Regions from separate parts of the Homo sapiens genome. Here region 2 is linked to region 1. A link is an interaction called in ENCODE POLR2A ChIA-PET data of the cell type or tissue named here. Cell type or tissue: Panc1. All regions are shown on one strand. Links, peaks and the distances in the headings refer to the core of each region. The heading gives the core; the rest is flanking DNA.

What was found. Peaks named below come from ENCODE experiments on the same cell type or tissue, not always from the same donor. Only the 100,000 strongest peaks of a DNase experiment are listed, where the experiment ranks them.
Region 2: POLR2A ChIA-PET joins it to region 1 with 10 read pairs; 3 of 35 experiments call an interaction of 5 or more read pairs at or near these places.

The regions. Positions count from the first base shown.
Region 1 is chr11:125,598,955-125,606,954 of GRCh38, forward strand. It overlaps STT3A (STT3 oligosaccharyltransferase complex catalytic subunit A), which reads left to right. Exons shown (of 18, transcript NM_152713.5): 4 at 3,349-3,470; 5 at 3,849-3,994; 6 at 5,203-5,293; 7 at 6,675-6,781; 8 at 7,347-7,511. Among named protein-coding and RNA genes, the nearest start is that of STT3A, 10 kb to the left of the region's middle. In Panc1, for the core only: no CTCF peak of the experiment used is centred there; no DNase peak of the experiment used is centred there.
Region 2 is chr11:126,129,154-126,140,035 of GRCh38, forward strand. The region is part of intron 1 of LOC105369591; the gene reads right to left. LOC124902784 (a long non-coding RNA gene) reads left to right here. Exons shown (of 2, transcript XR_007062938.1): 2 at 2,433-2,807. It overlaps LOC124902783 (a long non-coding RNA gene), which reads left to right and starts at 6,337. Exons shown (of 3, transcript XR_007062937.1): 1 at 6,337-7,978; 2 at 8,090-8,280; 3 at 8,536-8,664. In Panc1, for the core only: no CTCF peak of the experiment used is centred there; no DNase peak of the experiment used is centred there; H3K27ac peaks cover 442 bases; H3K27me3 peaks cover 429 bases.

The sequences.
Region 1 (8,000 bases), core at 1-8,000:
TCTGAATGAGCAAATATTGATGTTAGATAATCAAGGAATGCAAGAGCATCTGCTTTGTCGTCAAGAGCTGTTAGGGACCATAAGGGACTTGACACTTCCTTTTGCAGAGGAGGAAACTGATTCCCAGAGTGGTGAATGCAGTCCAGACCTATTCCTACTAACTTATACTTCCTCTCTCACTCTGCCTCTCCTACTGGTAGCTAAAGGACACAATTCTGACACATACTGATGTCTGCAACCCTCATCTCTTCTGTTTCTGACAGTCACCAAAATAACATCAGTGACAAACAGAAGGATAGAGATTTCTGCCATCTGTTGCTTCTGTTTACTTCAGCTTTCAAAACTTGACTGACCAAGGAGGAAATAGGGTTAGAGAGGTGGGCAGAGAGGACGGTTAGTCATGATTATCCATAGTAATTAAACTGTCTCTAGTTTGAGACTCTTTGTTTATTTTTGTCTGTCTTCCTTTTTTTTGGAAACAGGGTCTTGCTGTGTCACCCAGGCTGAAGTTCAGTGGCTCAGTTATGGCTCATGCAGCCTCAACTTCCTGGGCTCAAGTGATCCTCCCACCTCAGCCTCCCGAGTAGCTGGGATTACAGGCACGCGCCACCATGCCTGGCTAATTTTTGTGTTTTTTGTAGATTGGGTCTTGTTATGTTACACAGGCTGGTCTCAAACTTCTGTGCTCAAGCGATCCATCCACCTCTGCCTCCCAAAGTGCTGGGATAACAGGCATGAACTACTACACCGGCCTCTTCTTTATTTTTATTTATTATTATTATTATTATTTTTTGAGATGGAGTTTCGCTCTTGTTGCCCAGGCTGGAGTGCAATGGCACAATCTCAGCTCACCACAACCTCTGCCTCCCGGGTTCAAGCGATTCTCCTGCCTCAGCCTCCTAAGTAGCTGGGATTACAGGCACGCGCCACCACGCCTGGCTAATTTTTGTATTTTTTGTAGATTGGGTCTTGTCATGTTACACAGGCTGGTCTCAAACTTCTGTGCTCAAGCGATCCATCCACCTCTGCCTCCCAAAGTGCTGGGATAACAGGCATTAACTACTACGCCGGCCTCTTATTTATTTTTATTTGTTATTATTATTAATTTTTTTTGAGATGGAGTTTTGCTCTTGTTGCCCAGGCTGGAGTGCAATGGCACAATCTCAGCTCACCACAACCTCTGCCTCCCGGGTTCAAGCGATTCTCCTGCCTCAGCCTCCTAAGTAGCTAGGATTACAGGCATGCGCCACCACGCCTGGCTAATTTTGTATTTTTAGTAGAGACAGGGTTTCTCCATGTTGGTCAGGCTGGTCTCGAACTCCCGACCTCAGGTGATCCACCTGCGTCGGCCTCCCAAAGTGCTGAGATTACAGGAGTGAGCCACTGCGCCTGGCCTTATTATTATTATTATTTATTTTATTTTTTGAGACAGGGTCTTGCTCTGTCACCAGGCTGGAGTGCAATGGCATGATCAGGGCTCACTGAAGCTTCAACCTCCCTGGGCTCAGGTGATCCTCTTATTTCAGCCTCCTGAGTAGCTGGGACTACAGGCGTGTGCCACTAAGTCCTGCTGATTGTTGTATTTTTTTTTAGAAACAGGGTCTCTCTATGTTGCCCAGGCTGATCTTGAACTCCTGAGCTCAAGTGATCCACCTGCCTTGGCCTACTAAAGTATTGGGATTACAGGTGTTATCTACCTCACCCAGCCTTATTTCTTTTTAAATAAGAAACTTAAGGACTTACATATTTTGGGCCTAAAGAACTATCTTTCCATTTAAAGCTCTTAAGCATTTTATGTCAAATATTTTTCATGTTGTCTATGTATCTGTGTATCTTTCTATATTTTTTTTGAGAAAGGGTCTTGCTCTGTTGCCCAGTCTGGAGCACAGTGTTGTGATCATGGCTCACTGTAGCCTTGACCTCCTGGACTCAAGCAGTCATCCCACTTCAACCTCCTGAGTGGCTGAGACTATAGGTGTGTGCCACCATGCCTGGCTAATTTTTAAAAAATGTTTTGTAGAGACAGAGTCTCACTGTGTTGCCCAGGCTGGTCTTGAACTGGGCTTAAGCGATCCTCTTGCCTCAGTCTTCCAAAGTGCCGGGCTTACAGGCATGAGCTGCCATGCCTGGCTGTAATCTATATTTTTATGCTTCTATATAGGTGACATAAGAAGCATTTTAGATAACCACATGAGTAGACCTTGTTAAAAGTTTAAACACTGATTAAGAAAGTTGTGTTATGAAGTAGGTTAAAATTTTTTCATCCTGCATATGATGGTATACCAACATCTTTAAAGATTCTCATCACTGGAAATTATTCATGTGTCTTTGTGTGCAGTATAGATTTTTAAAAATATGTTCCTGTCACTTAAAAGCCAGAATCTGGCCAGGCATGGTGGCTCACACCTGTAATCCAAGCACTTTGTGAGGCTGGGGCAGGTGGATCACCTGAGGTCAGGAGTTTGAGACCAGCCTGGCCAATATGGTGAAACCCTGCCTCTACTAAAAATACAAAAATTAGCTGGGCATTGTGGCGAGCGCCTGTAATCCCAGTTACTTTCAGAAGGCTGAGGCAGGAGAATGGCTTGAACTCCGTAGGCAGAGGTTGCAGTGAGCCGAGATCGTGCCATTGTGCTCCAGCCTGGGCAACAAGAGCGAAACTCTGTCTCAAAAAAAAAAATAAATAAGAAAGCCAAAATCTATTGGTGCCCACATCTCAGTGGCTTTGTCTTCATGGTGCTTGAATTCTCTGACTGGTCCTAATGCCTACCACATGTCAGCTTGTTGAAGTATCCCATTTGATTGCTTTGTTACAATGTTAGGCTCCAGTTTCATTTCCTTTTTATTTATTTATTTTTTTTTCTGAGATGGAGTCTTGCTCTGTTGCCCAGGCTGGAGTGCAGTGGCAATCTCGGCTCACTGTAACCTCTGCCTCCAAGGTTCTAGCGATTCTCCTGCCTCAGCCTCCTGAGTAGCTGGGATTACAGGCACATGCCACCGTGCCCAGCTAATTTTTGTATTTTTAGTAGAGATGGGGTTTCAACATGTTCGTCAGGCCAGTCTCGAACTCCTGACCTTGTGATCCACCTGCCTCGGACTCCTAAAGTGCTGAGATTATAGGCATGAGCCACTGCACCCGGCTCATTTCCTTATGAGAAAAGCAGTGCTTTAGTTGAGACAAGCATGGAGATAGAAGTAAACAGACTTATGGTAGTGTAAAATGATTTTCATGGCATAATATCTGATGTTAAACTGATTTTTCATTGAGTAATGCTGAATTTCTCAATGGTGTATCCTGAGGAGCAAAATTCACCACAAATTTACAACAAAGTTTATTTCTTGCTATAGGTACTTTAATTATCGGACTACCAGGTTCCTGGCTGAGGAGGGGTTTTATAAATTCCATAACTGGTTTGATGACCGAGCCTGGTACCCTTTGGGACGAATCATTGGAGGAACAATTTACCCAGGTGAGGAGACCAGATGTGTTTTTTTTTTTAAAAAAAAAACAGAAATATTTGTATGCTAGAGAACCAGTTTCTTTTATTTCTAATAGCTTTGTCTTGTGACACTTGTAATTTCATCCTGATTACAGGTTCCTAAAAGTGCATCTTACATAAACAGGAGTACATTTGTAGTAGAGTGGAGATGGGTGGTTTTTATACATTCTAGACTTCTGATTGAATCCTTAGGGGAGAAATTTATAGGCTTACTGCAGTTGCTATGTTAGTATTTCTGGTGATTTGTCAAGACTTACATAGTCACTTTATTGTATCTGGGATTTTCCCTTTCTTTTTCCCTTAAGTTCTGGTAAGACAACCTAATGGAGTTTCTTCTTCCTGTTACAGGTTTAATGATCACCTCTGCTGCAATCTACCATGTACTCCATTTTTTCCACATCACCATCGACATTCGGAATGTCTGTGTGTTCCTGGCCCCTCTCTTCTCCTCCTTCACCACCATCGTCACGTACCACCTTACCAAAGAGCTCAAGGTGAAGGATTTGGGGTGACAGGAGGCTTGGGAATGAATGTTATTGAGCCTCTCTAATCGATGCTGGAGGGTGGGGGACAGAGCCTTAGAAAGGCAGGGAGCCAGAAGGTGAAGACAGCTTTTACTGGGCCAAATTAATTGGCTTCACTCCAACCCCTTTCTGCAATATGTGTTTTTTATCATTAGCAACTGTTTGTCCTTATGAGAGTACAGTTGAAAGTGAAATGTAAATTGCAACATAAAGAAAAAAACATTTAAAATGCAAAATGTGAGGTTTGGATTTTGAAGTCCTCACAATGTAAGGGAGAGGAAAAAAAAACTACATGAAACATTCCAAAACGGTTAGTTTTTCCTACCAGGAATGTACTCAGCAATTATTTGTTGATTTAAAAAAAATTTTTTTTTATTTTAAAATTCTTAAGCCATTTGGCTTCCGTAGTAGACTCCATAATGCTGACTCTGTTTTTCCAGGTTTCAGCATTGCTGACCTTGGCTCCCTGGGTGCTATTCTTAGTTTGTGCTGCGGTGTTAGAGAGATACCTGAGAGGTGATAAACTAGTAGGGGGTTTGGGAAGCCTGAATTTAGTTTGGAAAACTTTTTGATCCTTCTCCTTGCTGCCCTTTCCCAAATTTGACTCTTTCAACAGACAAGTCTTTACTTTTTTGGAATGTGGCTTATATCTGTTGCTCCTTTCTCCTGAGCTCAAAGGGTGCCTGGTGATATTTAAGCTTTATTGCCTAAGCTCCTGGCATCTTCAGTTTAGGTAGATTATCACTTAGCTTTCTTGGCTTTTTAACTGAAATAATAATTTTCTTCCTTTGATTGTCCTTGCATGGCTTTTAGAGGTGTGACTGGTGTTCCAATGATGTACAGATATTGTTAGGGGTAGAGACTTACGAGCTTGGGGAGATTGGTAGCCAAACAGCCCATTCTGGGACAGTATTGATGTTTGACATCTCACTTGATTTGTCTGTCCTCAGCATATGTGTTCTCAGTGTCAGGTTTGGTGTCATCATGGGGAATTGGTCATGAAGTTTTTAGCTTGCTTGTGCTGTGAGCATTTCTAGCATTTCTAACATCTCACATCTACCTTCGAAATTGTTGGACTGTTTTCTGGGCTCATTATAAACAGAATGGACTAGTGGATCCTCTGTTCTTTCTCAGCATTGTATTGGTGTTAATGTCTTATTACCCTTTTTTTCTTACAGGATGCAGGGGCTGGGCTTCTTGCTGCTGCCATGATTGCTGTAGTTCCTGGATATATCTCCCGATCTGTGGCTGGCTCCTATGATAATGAAGGTAAGACTTTTAAAATGCTGAAGAAGATCATCTCACCTCATTATCCAACAGAGCTTCACAAAGTGCAGTCTATGGTTTAGCAATAATAAAAATGGTAACTGGGTGAGAATATTAGAAATGGGCAGGAACGGATCTTGGACAAGCTCATGTTCTCTTCCCATCATCCTTTCCAGAAAGGTAGTTGGTAACTTTTCTTACAAGTCTTTGGTTCATCTCTGCACTCATAAAATAGTTAACTATTGTTTTAACATTATAATCATTTGCTTTATTTTCCTACATAAAGGGAGTGGATGTCCTTAAAATTTTAATGACTGATTGACTTATTCTCAATTCAACATACATTTGTTGAATGTTATTGGGAAAACATAGTATTAAGTGTTAGGTAATGACTAAGATTACTTTGTGCATAATTATAAGAAATTAAAGAGATAGGTAATGAATAAGGTTATATTGGCCCATCATCTATTAAGGAAGATTAAAATGGACATGTAAATATAACTCCAGTGACAGGAGATAGTACTATGTGCCATGATAAAAATTTGAACAGAGTACTTCAGGAATGTAGTGGAAGGAGAGATTTGGGGCTGAGCTTGGTGGCTCACGCCCTGTTATCCAGTACTTTCAGAGGCTGAGGTGTGTGGATCATTTGAGCTCAGGAGTTTGAGACCAGCCTGGGCAACCCTGTCACTATAAGAAATACAAAAATTAGCTGGGCATGGTAGTGTGCGCCTATAGTCCCAGCTACTCTGGAGACTGAAGTGGGAGGATCGCTTGAGCCTGGGAGGTTGAGGCTGCGGTGAGCTGTGATTGCCACTGCACTTCAGCCTAGTAATAGAGCAAGACCCTGTTTTTGTTGTTGTTGTTGTTGTTTTTATTTTTATTTTTTTAAGAAAAAAAAAAAGCAGACTGGAGAATCAAGGAAGGCTTTTTAGAAGTGGTTGAGGGTCAACTGGGTCCTGAAGTTGGGACTTCATTAGGCAGATATCAAGGAAAGGGGCAATTGGGGCATGAGTATTATATGTTAAGACATAGAGGCAGGATGATGAATGATAGTATAAGATGTCTTTAGAACTATACTAGCAGGATGTTTAGTGCTTGGAAAGAATGATAATAATGGCCAATATTTACTTAATGTTTATTATATGCTAGGTACTCTTCTAAGTGCTTTACAGGCATTAATTATATTTGTTTTCAGAACACTTTTATGAAGTAGATACTATTACTTCTTCTTACATGAAACTGAAACAAAAGGAAGTAAATAATTTGCCTAAAATTACACTATTACTTGGTAGTAGATCCAGGCAGTCTGTTCCAGAACAGTATTCTTAATGACTATACTAGCCTGGCCTCTTGTTGAATTTTTGGTGTGTCCTTTCTGCAGGGATTGCCATCTTTTGCATGCTACTCACCTACTACATGTGGATCAAGGCAGTAAAGACTGGTTCCATCTGTTGGGCAGCTAAGTGTGCCCTTGCTTATTTCTACATGGTAACTTTTTCTACATGTTTTCAATTTTTAAAGTTCTCTAAATACTGTATTTCCTATGGGTACTTATTGTTTGACCAACTTTCTTTTCTGGTAGGTTCCCCTAAATTTTTTTCTTTTCCAGTATATTTTTTCTGTTCATACTTACGTATACATGTAGACTTCCTTAATTGCTTCCACTTGCTCACATATCCCTAAATCCTCTGTGTGACCTTACAGTAGATTGCATTTAGATTAATTCTGAGGCTTGAGTCCCTCTCGTTATGTGATCATGACATCAGCAACCACAAGGGAGCAGGGGATTGAGTTACAGTGATGGGTTTGAACTTGATTTTATATTTTCTTTTTTAAAATTTATTTTATTTTGTGTGACCTGTACATGTAAGGACTTGATTTTCCTGTTTAAAAAAAAAAATCAGTTATTTGAACTCTTTAAGCCATTTGGCATAAATAAAGTTATAGTTACTATAAGTGTTCTTTAAAGAGTCACAGGTGATATCCTACAATATAGTGGTGGTGGTCTGAGGAGGCATACTCAGAGGAACTGTTTTTTTCTATTCCATCATAGGTCTCGTCATGGGGAGGTTATGTGTTCCTGATCAACTTAATTCCTCTCCACGTCCTCGTGCTGATGCTCACAGGCCGTTTCTCTCACCGGATCTATGTGGCCTACTGTACTGTTTACTGCCTGGGCACTATACTTTCTATGCAGATCTCCTTTGTGGGTTTCCAGGTGAGCCCTTGACTGAGTAGGGTTTTCAGCTTCTACTTTTTCTATGCAGCCCCAACTAGACTGATTTATCTTAGATTCTGTTAAGAAGAGTACGACTTATTCACAGCCTTTATATTGAACTACTTGTGTTAGTTGAAGCAACAGAATTACTGGTCATTAAAGTTTGCATCCAGGAGTCTGCTAATATTTGCTCCGTGGAGTTTGAATTCCATGGCTCTTACTTTGGCTTTAAGTTTGTGGGAAGGGGAGGGATATTTAGTTGAGTTGAGTTTAGATGAGTGATCAGAGTTAAAATTTCCAGTCTTCTTAATGCAGATGACCCCATGTAGTAGCAGAGATTCCTGATCTTAATGGCATCTAATTGTAAGTGCTTCAGGAAGTAAAGCACAAACCTTTAACCACATTGCTCCACAGGGTTAACAGACAACTGTTAAATCAAAGAATAATGTGGTATGTTTGATTTCTCTTGTGAAATTATCATGAAAATGC
Region 2 (10,882 bases), core at 1,794-9,793, 530 kb after region 1:
AGAAGACCTTCATATCCCTCAAAGTCCCCCTTACCTTATCTTCATCTTTCTCTCTCTTCATTATCAATAAGCCACACACGTTTTCCATGTGCCTGGGCTTGGCGTGTGATGGGAGATGTTTATATCTTGGTCCCCAATCTAAAGCTATCAACAGGATGGGCACAGTGCACAGTGGCTTACGCCTGTAATCCCAGCACTTTGGGAGGCCGAGGCAGGTGGATCATCTGAGGTCAGGAGTTCGAGACCAGCCTGGCCAACATGGCAAAACCCCGTCTCTATTAAAAATACAAAAATTAGCCTGGCATGGTGGTGGGCACCTGTAATCCCAGCTACTCGAGAGGCTGGGGCAGGAGAATCCCCTGAACCCGGGAGGCAGAGGTTGCAGTGAGCAGAGATTGCACCACTGCACTCCAGCCTGGGTGACAGAGCAAGACTCCCATCTTAAAAACAAAATGAAACAAAAAATAAATAAAAATAAAGCTAGCAACAGTCTAATCAGAGAGGGAACTGAGAAACCTGGGATGTCTCAGGGAGTCTGGGAACCTGGCCTTCTTAGCATGGAACCCACTGTAGAGGGGAGATGGGTTCATGGCAAGGAAAGGGAAGCAAATACTCAAGGGCCCTGGAAGGGAGGCAGAAGCCTGTGGCTGCGGCGGCAGTCAGTGGAGGAGGCTTTACGGCTTCCTGAGCAAGGAATTGCATGATGAACATGTGAACATGGTGTGTGGGGTGGACGGGCCAGACCAGAAGCCCTTGCGAGAGAATAAAGGAGCACAAGACCCAGCTTTGACCTTGGCTCAGCCACACACAGCTGTGTGAGTGACACTGGGCAAGTCGCTTAACCTCTCTCCTGGTTTCTCACTTAGAATAATAAAACCTGACTTCCAGGTTTGTCATGAAGCTGCGAGGTGACATATGGTTGCTTTGTGCAAATGTATGTGTTCTAGTGACTGGAGTGGTGTGCTGGGGAGATGAGCACTGCAGGAAGGGAGGCCACCTGGGGACAAGTGGGGCTGTATGGCCAGGCAGGCCTGTGGGGACAAGGGCAGCATGGAGTGGGGGAAGCACTTGAACCTTTTTCTACTGTGTGGCTCTCCTCCTGCTGCCCACGGGTTCTAGGGGCTGCATAGAAAGAGTCCCATGGACTTAAACCCTCTCTTGGCTTAAAACCCACAGTAAGAGGCAGATAGCTGAGAAGATCAGGGAGTGACAGAACATGAGTGGATATACAAATAGACAAGATTAACTATTCCCACTGTATACACAAGAGGCTTTGCTAACACTCGGCCAATTAGAAAACTAATCTAAACAGCCACTGGCTTACATTCTCCTAGGAGCTCTCCAACAGCTGTTCGCTTGCACTTGCCGCTGCTCCCAGCTAGTGCCCTGAGGCTTCTCCTTGGGTCTGGCCCTCACTTGAGCCTCAAGGGCTCCTCAAGAGCAAAGGATTGTGTCGCTTTCCTTTCCTTTCCCTGAACTCCCCCTCGGGTCCTGCTGCTGTTATTACAGGGGGCTCCCTCCATGTCACTGCCTCTGAGAAGCCTTCCACCGTACCCCTAAACAGAGGGACCATTACAGCACTTTTCGGGTTAGACTGCCATTCATCTGGGAGGCATGTACATGAAGAGAGTAAGAGCAAAGCCTTTGAAGTCTGATAAATCGGAGTTAAAAACTCCTAGATCTCTCACTGTTGTGCTCTCTCTGATACCCTGTTCCCTCGCCTAAAAAGAGGATAATAATGATACCTACTTAGGAATTAAAAGCAGGCTAGGCACGGTGGCTCACACCTGTTATCCCAGCACTTTGGGAAGCCGAGGTGGGTGGATCACTTGAGGTCAGGCATTCAAGACTAGCCTGACCACTATGGTGAAACCCCATCTCTACTAAAAATACAAAAACTTAGCCGGGCGTGATGGCGGGCGCCTGTAATCCCAGCCACTCGGGAGGCCGAAGCAGGAGAATCACTTGAACCACTGCATACCAGCCTGGGCAACAGAGCGAGATTCCATCTCAAAAAAAAAAAAAAAAAGGAACTAAAAGCAAATATGTATATACAGGTGTATATGTGTGTGTGTGTGTGTGATACCCCTCTATTTAGATAAGCAAATATATATATATTTATATATATATATGACAAGCTAGTACAGCCCCTGCATACTGTAAGTATTCAATGCATTGCTTTTGCCATTATTATTACTATTGTACTGCTACTACTATTATAATTGTCATTATTGCTGTCTCTGAGTTACCCGAAGGCCAAAAACAACTTTGACTTGGGGGCAAGTAGCCTCTAACATGGTCCCTGATGGTCTCTGTCTCCCAGCCTCCACACCCTTGTGTAAAGCCCTCCTCTGGAGTGTGGGTGGAACCTGGGACTTGCTTCTAATCCACAGAATATGGCAAAGGCAATGGGATGTCACTTCCTTCCTCAGGTTTCAAAAGATTGTGACTTCCGTTCTGCTGGCTGACCCTCTCTCCAGCCTTCTCAGCTTGCATATCTCCATGAAGCAAGCTGCCATGTTGGCAAGACCTACGTGGCAAGGATTTGAGAGCATCCTCTGGCCAGCAGCAAGCTAGGAACCGAGGCCCTCAGTCCAACAACCATCAAGGGACTGAATTCTGCCAACAAACATGTGAACTTGGATGTGGATCCTTCCCCAGGTGAGCCTTCAGACGAAATGCCAACCCTGGCCAAAATTTTGGTTACAGCCTTGTGAGAGATTCTAAAGAAAGGACCTGGCTAAGTTGTGCCCTGGCTCTTGGCCCACAGAAACTGTGAGATAATAAAAGTGTGTTGTTTTAAACCATGATGTATTATGGATTTGTTACACAGAAATAGATAGCTAATACAACCTCTCTGTCTTCCTAGCTCAGCATTTGGCATATGGAGTGGAAGTCAAGTGTCAGTTGAGTGTATGAATGAATGAATGGTGATGGTAACAGGTAAACTCATCAGGACCTAAGAAAGGCCTAGACAGGCTAGATCCAAAGAGAGAGCTCTTTCCCAGCACCCACTGCCTGTATATTCTGTCTTCTCTCCCTCACGACCCTAGGTCCCTCCTCCCTTCCCCGGTCCTCAGGACCTTGCTCTCCTCTTGGTTCCTGCCTTTACTCATTCTCTCTGAATTTTTATTTTCCTCCTTAAAAAATAAAAAATCCAGCTCTCTCTCAAATATCTGCCTCTGGTGAACTGGAATAATTTTTGGTGGAAAGCAGTCTTGTCCAGAAAGGCTCTTACCCACCCTGCTCAGGAATGTGGTTGCTGCAGATATTAAAACAGACTGCAGGCGTCTGCAGTGAGTGGGGAGCTCGTGCCAGCAATGACCTCAGCCCGCACAGCAGGGCTCTTACCTAGGACAAGCTGCTGCATTGAGCTGGATCACAACAGACCTCCAAACTCTTCCCCTTCCAGGTATCCCAGGCTGCACTCTCTAGTTTAATGCCTGAGACACACCTTTGCACCCAAGCCTGGTATCAAAAGTCAAGGGTGGTGCCACCAGGCCTGTGAGGGAGGATGCTGTGGGTCCCACTGTCCCTTCATATTCAAGTGGCTTTGGCTAAAGAATGTGGGCCTCACGCTGGCAGCCCCCTTTCCTGTTCTGTTCTCCTGACTCCATGCCTCCCACTCCTGACAGCTCCAAGGGATCCTGTTCAGGTTGAGAGGTATCAGGCTTCATTTCTTCTGCAAGAGGCACCCTCCCAGGGAAGGCCAGGATTCTCAGGGCAGAAACCGGAGCCTGGGACCCCTCATGGTAAGGCTCCCCATTGTGTGGCTGAGCTTGCATTCAGGCTTAGATCTTTCCCTGCTTAATTCAGCTCCCGTTGTTGAATCCGAAGCTGGCTAAGATGAAGTAGCAACTCGTGTCAATTTTCAGATTTCCCTCTTCCACTGGGAAACTCAGAGAACTAGGAGTATCCCAGCCATAATCGATTCCAGCCTCCAAACTCAGAAACCTACCCTAGGATCATCCCAGTAATTACCACAACAGCTAACGTTTGCCTAACACATTCTTGGATGCAAAGTACTTCTACACATGCTATTTCTCATAAGAATCTTACAATATTTTTAGCCCCATTTAACAGAGGAATAAATCGTGGCTCAGAGATAGTAAGTAGAATTCTCCCAGTTACGTAGTGAGCAAGTGGTAGAAGGGGAACCTAAACCAAGGTCTATTGACTCATACATAGTCCAGTCCTCTTTCCACTACTCCCAAATCTGTAAGGCTCATTTTCCTGTAACTTTGCATTTCATTTGTAAGTTGATCACTTTGTACTTACGTATACCCATTATATTGTCCAATTCCTGCTACTTCCTCCTTAGTCTTCACCCATGCCAGCCTCTGGAGGGCTGGGTCAAGTAGCTTTATGCAGACCAGCAATGGATTGACCACTGGCCTTCAAGTCTGGAGATCCAGGTTTTAAGCTCTGGCTCTGCCACTAATGAGGGGTGTGACTTTGAGTCAGTTACCTCACTTTTCTACCTTACTTTTGCAATGTGAAGGCGATAAATTGCGTGATCACTGGAGTCACTTCTAGCTCTAGAACTATGATCCTTTGATGTAATTCCTGGTTGGGCTCCCTCTTGGGGAGGAACAATTTTTCAAGACAATGGCAAATTCACTCTTGCACTATGAATGCCATCCGGAGCTTGGGCTGAGAAGGGTGAGCGTTTAGCTAACTGCTCCAGTGATGATAGGAAGACCCTTTCCCCCACCTCTGCCTGAACAGGTCCCTTCATTCCTGGCTTCTTTTATCTGTCCTTCCACAACATGTTGTGACCTCTTTTGGGTAGGATTATAAGCACCCAAAGGCCTCTGTCCTTGATCCTCTTTGACCAATGATTATTGCCCAACCCGGTACCAGACAGGCTGGCACTTCCCTGATCTCCTCAGGATGTCTGTGAGCCCAGGATGAAGGTTATTCACAATCCCCAGTGCTAGGGAGACCCAGGGGGCCCTGCAGCTGCTCCCGGCTGTCTGGCTGAACAATGCCGATTCTGTCAGGTCTCCCGGCTGAGCCTTCTTGCGGAGGGTATTCCGGTTGCAGTATTAACTGGAGGCATCTCAGCTGCTTCCTGTTCCTTGGGTCTCAGCACAGATTCCTGAGTGAAGACAGTCAGCCCGGCTTTGCATCTGACCCGAGCCCCCAGCAGTTGGGGTTGGGGGCAGGAAAGATGAAAGAGCTTCGCCATCATCTCAAAGCAAGGAGTCAAACCTCCTCAGCTGGAAGGGGCCCCAAGGACCAAGTGCCCGTTAGACACTGCTCCCAGACATGCCAACCAGGCACAAGGACAGGAGTGTAGCTCAGTTCTCAATCTTTGGGAAGGTAACTCTGCAGCCTCCTAGGTGACTTCTTTCAGGACAAAAATCTAAGAACAACTCTCCATTCTGCAGCCAAACCACTTGTACAAACTACTGGTATTACTTGTACCAGTGTGAACTCCCCACTTCAGCAAGACACATTCTCCTGCCTATCTCCCCCGCTCAGCTGTCCCCCACAATTACGAAGCATGGCAAGAGTTGTCACCACGTTCCTATGTCCTTCCCCATTTCCACAGCCACTCCAGTTCTTTTCTGGCATCACATCTCTGCTATAAGACTACTTATCATCTCCCTAAAACTGCTGTAACTGATACCATGAGACTCTAGCTAGGCTATGCATTCTCATTTGTTTTTCTTCCAGATTTCTTTTTTTTTTTTCCTTTGAGACAGAGTCTCGCTTTGTCATCCAGGCCAGAGACCAATGATGTGATCTCTGCTTATTGCAACTTCCACCTCCTGGGTTCAAGCTATTCTCATGCCTCAGCCATCCAAATTGAGCAGCTGAGACTAGAGATGTGTGCCACCATGCCCGCTAAGTTTTGTATTTTTAGTAGAGACAGGGTTATGTTGGTCAGACTGGTCTCGAACTCCTGACCTCAAGTGATCCACTCGCCTCGGCCTCCCAAAGTGCTGGAATTACAGGCATGAGCCATCACACCTGGCCTTTCCCCAGATTTCTAAATATTCCATGCTTACCTGACAATCTTTGCCAATGTAGTGACCTTGGCATATTCCTTCTCTCTTTTTTTTTTTTTTTTTTTTTGCTTATGTTAGTGTCTCTCAAACCTACTCCGTAAACTGGGAGTTCCTCCGCTGTACGGACAAAGTCTCCTCCCTCCCTCTGAACTGTTGCTGATGCTTGCTTTCTGATTATTGACCATCAGGAAGTCCCACCTGAGAACTAACGCTCTGCCTACAGTTGAATCCCATTTCCTGTTTGGTTGGAGCCTGGAAATGTGATAAGGCTTTGGCCAGCTGCCACTATATTAGCTGGTCCCCAAGGCCAATTTGGGGATATAAAGGAGAAAATGACTCCTATTACTTAAATAGTGTTTCAGAAATGCCCCAGAGTAGAAACAATGGTCCTTGCTGCACCCGGATCCACTGTAACCCTCTTCTTTTGCACCCAGCATCCTGGCCTGCCAGACGGCAGTTCTAGTAAGACGTACTATGTAATGAGGAACGTAACTCAAGGCCGGTCACACCAGAGACTTGTGGAAGGGCAGCCGCCAGGCAGGGGACACAGAGGCTCAGCAGAGGAAGACTCCAGTCAGGTGGCCAGCTCCGTCCTCTGCTATCTCTACAAACGGGCTAGTTTCTTTAAGATTTTTTTCCTTGAGTCCTAACGAAAAACGAGTTGGAACCATGATTGGGGGCGGGGGTGGGGGCTGCAGGGCAGAGTTTATAGGCACTTGCAATTTCTTAACGGCTCCCTCCTCACCCATTCCTCTGCATTTTTCTCTTTTATTAACGTGGCATCTTTCCCAGGACACTTTATGGGACCGTGTGTTTTCACTTATGCCCTGATTAGGGTTGATTGTGTCTCTCTCTATGAAGAGCCCTCAGATCTCGCTCAAGGCCTCCCCTGCACCCCCTGCAAGGGTGCAGGCCATTCTTTCGCTCCAGGGCTCCTGGGCTAATCTCTTAACCTGTCCCCAAGGGCTCCACTGGGTTTTCTACCACACAAGGCACTCTTCTGCCTTAGGGTCGCACTTCATTTGGACCCCAAATAAGACACCCCAGTTGGCTTACTCAACTCTGAAGTGATTCCTGGCACTTGCCCCCAAATTAAATCTGCCCCAGAGGATGAAGAGGAAGATTTGCCACACTGAAGATTTTCTTTTTCTTTTTCGAGACGGAGTTTCACTCTTGTTGCCCAGGCTGGAGTGCAATGGCACAATCTCGGCCCACTACAACCTCCACCTCCTGGGTTCAAGCGATTCTCCTGCCTCAGCCTCCCTAGTAGCTGGGATTACAGGCATGTGCCACCACGCCTGGCTATTTTGTATTTTTAGTAGAGACGGGGTTTCTCCATGTTGGTCAGACTGGTCTTGAACTCCCTACCTTAGGTTATCCACCCGCCTTGGCCTCCCCAAGTGCTGGGATTACAGGCGTGAGTCACGGCGCCTGGTCTGAAGATTTTCAAAGGAATGTGCTGTGAGCCCTGAAGGCCATTGCCCAAGAGGAGGCTCTGAAAATGTTTTGAGCAATAGCAGCTCTGATAGAACACAGCTTTCCAAGGGGCCCACTTTCAAAGGCACGGCACGCTTTTCAGAGAGTCAAGCTTTGGCGTGTTTATTAAAAAAGACACCCATGCTGCTTTCAGGAACGCTGAGCTCTTAGCTCTTCTTTTCTCTTTAACTCAATTCCAAGAGGGGCTGGGACCGAGGTTTGGCGCTTACTTGCTCTCCTTCAGCCCCATTTTAGAAATGTTTCCACCTACCCGTCTCCTGTTATCTGGGAGATTGCTCTGTTTCACTCAGACATGAAGCAGCAGGCTTGGTGGCAGCCCTGTGATCTTTGAAAGCATACCCTCTGGGAGTAGCAGTTTCTTCTTCTGTAGAATGGGGAAAGTAATACATATTCTGCAAGGCTGTGAGAATGAATTGGAGCGATGTCTGCAAGAGGCCTGGCATGCTAAAGGCCTTCAGTAAATGGTAGGGATTTTTGTTATTAATACTATTACCAATATTAAGCAATTAGCCAATATATATTGACCTCTTTGAGAATCTGCTTTTGTTCCCTGGTCCCTCCTCTTGTTCGTCCAGGCCTTCTCCTACTGCAACCCTTTCCTTCTGGAATGTCTGTGGACAACACAACATCAAACTCCCCATTCCTGGCTCCAGGGCAAGAATCTCTGAGTCCTTTGGGAAGTGCAGTGCTAGGATCATTTTCCTGTTGTCAGCGGCTCTGGAAGAGGCATTAGCCCCACAAGGCTTGATGTGGGAAGTTTTTACAGGTACTGCTCATCTGGTGGGCAGATGTAGCTTTGCAGCAAGATAGAGCTCTGTCTTCCAGATCGGGGGTGCCTGGGAGTCTTGAGGTAGAACTGGTTCCTCTCTGCTTGGAGCCAGTGTGGGCACACACATGGGCCTGTCATCTCCTTCAACAGCCCTGGGATCGTTGATCCAAGTTAGATGGAGTGCCTTTAACCCCTGAAATTCACATCCTGGCAATCAGCTGACCATGCCTCCATCATCTCTGTTCCCCGCAGCCCCGACCTCTGCCATCCCCCAACACATAGACACACACAGTGTTATTTCCAGGGAAGAGGAGGATAGTCCTGGTCAATAGCAGTGGACACACTGGAGGTTTCCCCTCAAGGTAAGAGTGTCATTCATTTGCACATTCTCAAGGAGGTGAAACAGGATGCAGAGGGCTTCTCAAGGTAGGGTTACCCCAGAGCATTTGAGCATTTTCCTAAAGGAAGATGAAGGGAGTAGTAGCCACCAGTGGCTGAGTTCTCCCCTCTACATCCCACTGGATATCACCAATCCCTAATTCTCCACTCCAAAGCCCTAGCTCTGCCTTGATAGAGTGGGGATGTGCCTGGGCCATTAGTAGCCATTGTCCACTCTTTTATTGCTTGGGCTTTTTAGGGGGACCTTTATGCGAAGATGCTCCCAACCTCATCACATCTGGGACCTTTTTGCGAAGATGCTCCCAACCTCATCACATCTGGGACCTTTTTGCGAAGATGCTCCCAACCTCATCACATCTGGCCAAAGTGCTTTTAGTCACAAGCGGCAGAACTCAGTTCACAGGAACACATATGAAAAGTGGATGTAGAGATAACTATGAGGGATATGAGACTTTAATTAAGCAAAGTACCCGGCCTCGTCATTCTCTCTCCTCCTGGGCTGTGGTCTCTTGGCTCAGCCTTTCTCTCTTCGTGACTTTGGTTTGCCTATGGTTTTATAACATGGCCCTAACAAGTAAGTCCTCCTTGATCATGACATTTACTTGAGCTCCCTATGACCAAACAGAGTCTGCTTTTTAATTTCAAACTCTTAAGAGAGAAAAACCGGATGGCTGTTTATTGCCAACACGTTGGCTGGCCTTGGGTACTTATTCCTGGTCTAGTTAGCCGCGGCTGAGGAGCAGAGCATGTGGTATGAAACACATATAAGGTAGCAGGGGCTGAAAGTGGGAAACAACTTCTCTGAGAAGCAACCCAAGCTGGTATTCCACCCAAGGTGTGCCTGATGCACCCCCTGTGTGGTTCTGGGATTCACCCGAGGGACAGGTAATAGCCGTCCTCAGTGACTGTCTCGGCAGAGGCTGGGCTTGGAGCTCAAAGGCCAGGGAAGCAGCAGGTCCACTGATGCAGCTGCCACCTCCACAGCATGCTGGGGACATGGTGACATTCTCCTAAGAGCACTTACAGAGACAGTGTCCTGTGAAAGCAGCGCTGGACTGGGAGTTGGCAGTCCTGGCTTGTCATCCAGCTCGGCTGCTAACCCCCATGACCCCGGGGAACCGACCTTCTTCCTCTAGGTCTTAGATTCTCCAGAAGTTAAAAATGAATTTAAAAACCATTGTTATTAATAATAATAAACAGCATTGAATGAAATCATCTCCAGGGTTCTTTTCAATCCCTAAGATTTCCCTAAGCCTCCCCCATCTCCACTTGACAACTTCCCAGAAATGCTTTCAAATGGAGCTCTTTAACCCATAATTTGGTGGGGCCTCTGCCAGCTGCCTCTCTCCCACAACACACCCAGTCCCTGTGATAAGTCCTCCTCAGGGGCTTTCCAGCCTAGACCTGCAGCTATTCAAGAAAGTCCAGGCAGGGCCTTCCCGGGCAACTGATTTCTGAGCTTGTTCGACGGGGAGGAGGGGGTCTGAGCATTTGCTGTCTGGCCACTCCAAAGAGGGAAGTCTGGGCCTGAAGACGCATCTACTGGGGGGTTTCCACATTGATGATCAGGGCCTGGGAGGCCAAGAGAAGCTCCAGAAGAAGGGTCAGCAAAATCCCCAGAGAAACGGGGACTATGAGTGGAACAGAGCTGGAGAGGAAGAACGGAAAACACTGTGGGTTCCCGGGACGGGGGCAGGGAGGAGGGAAAGTTTGTGTCTTTTGGCAGGAAATGAATAACATTCAAAGAATATGCAAAATGCCATTCTAATTGGCACCTGTTCCCTTTGGAGCCAGTCACTCGGCCCACGGCATCTGAGGGTGAGTCTGGTTTGGGTCTCCCCAGGGGAGGAATACAGCACATTGAGATCCACTTGAATGATAAGAGAGGCACTGGTCCTAAGTGGGGTAGAGGAACGGAAGGTACCCTCAGCCTCCATGGCTCCTTCCCAGCCCCAAATGCTCTGTCACAACCCCCCCAGCTCAACCCCAGGCAGATGGCTACAAATTTTGCAGGGGCCTCTGAGCATTCCCTTGGCTAACAGCCACATTCCAGAACAGCATATGTTTCATCTCAAATCCACAAGGTTTGCACTTCCAAGCGGAGCCAAAGAGAAAAACCTTGGCCCAGGCTGCAAATTTCTTAGGAGAGGTGGGGGTCAGGGGCGGCCCCCAGGGAGGTTGTAGCTGTTATGTTGAAGAA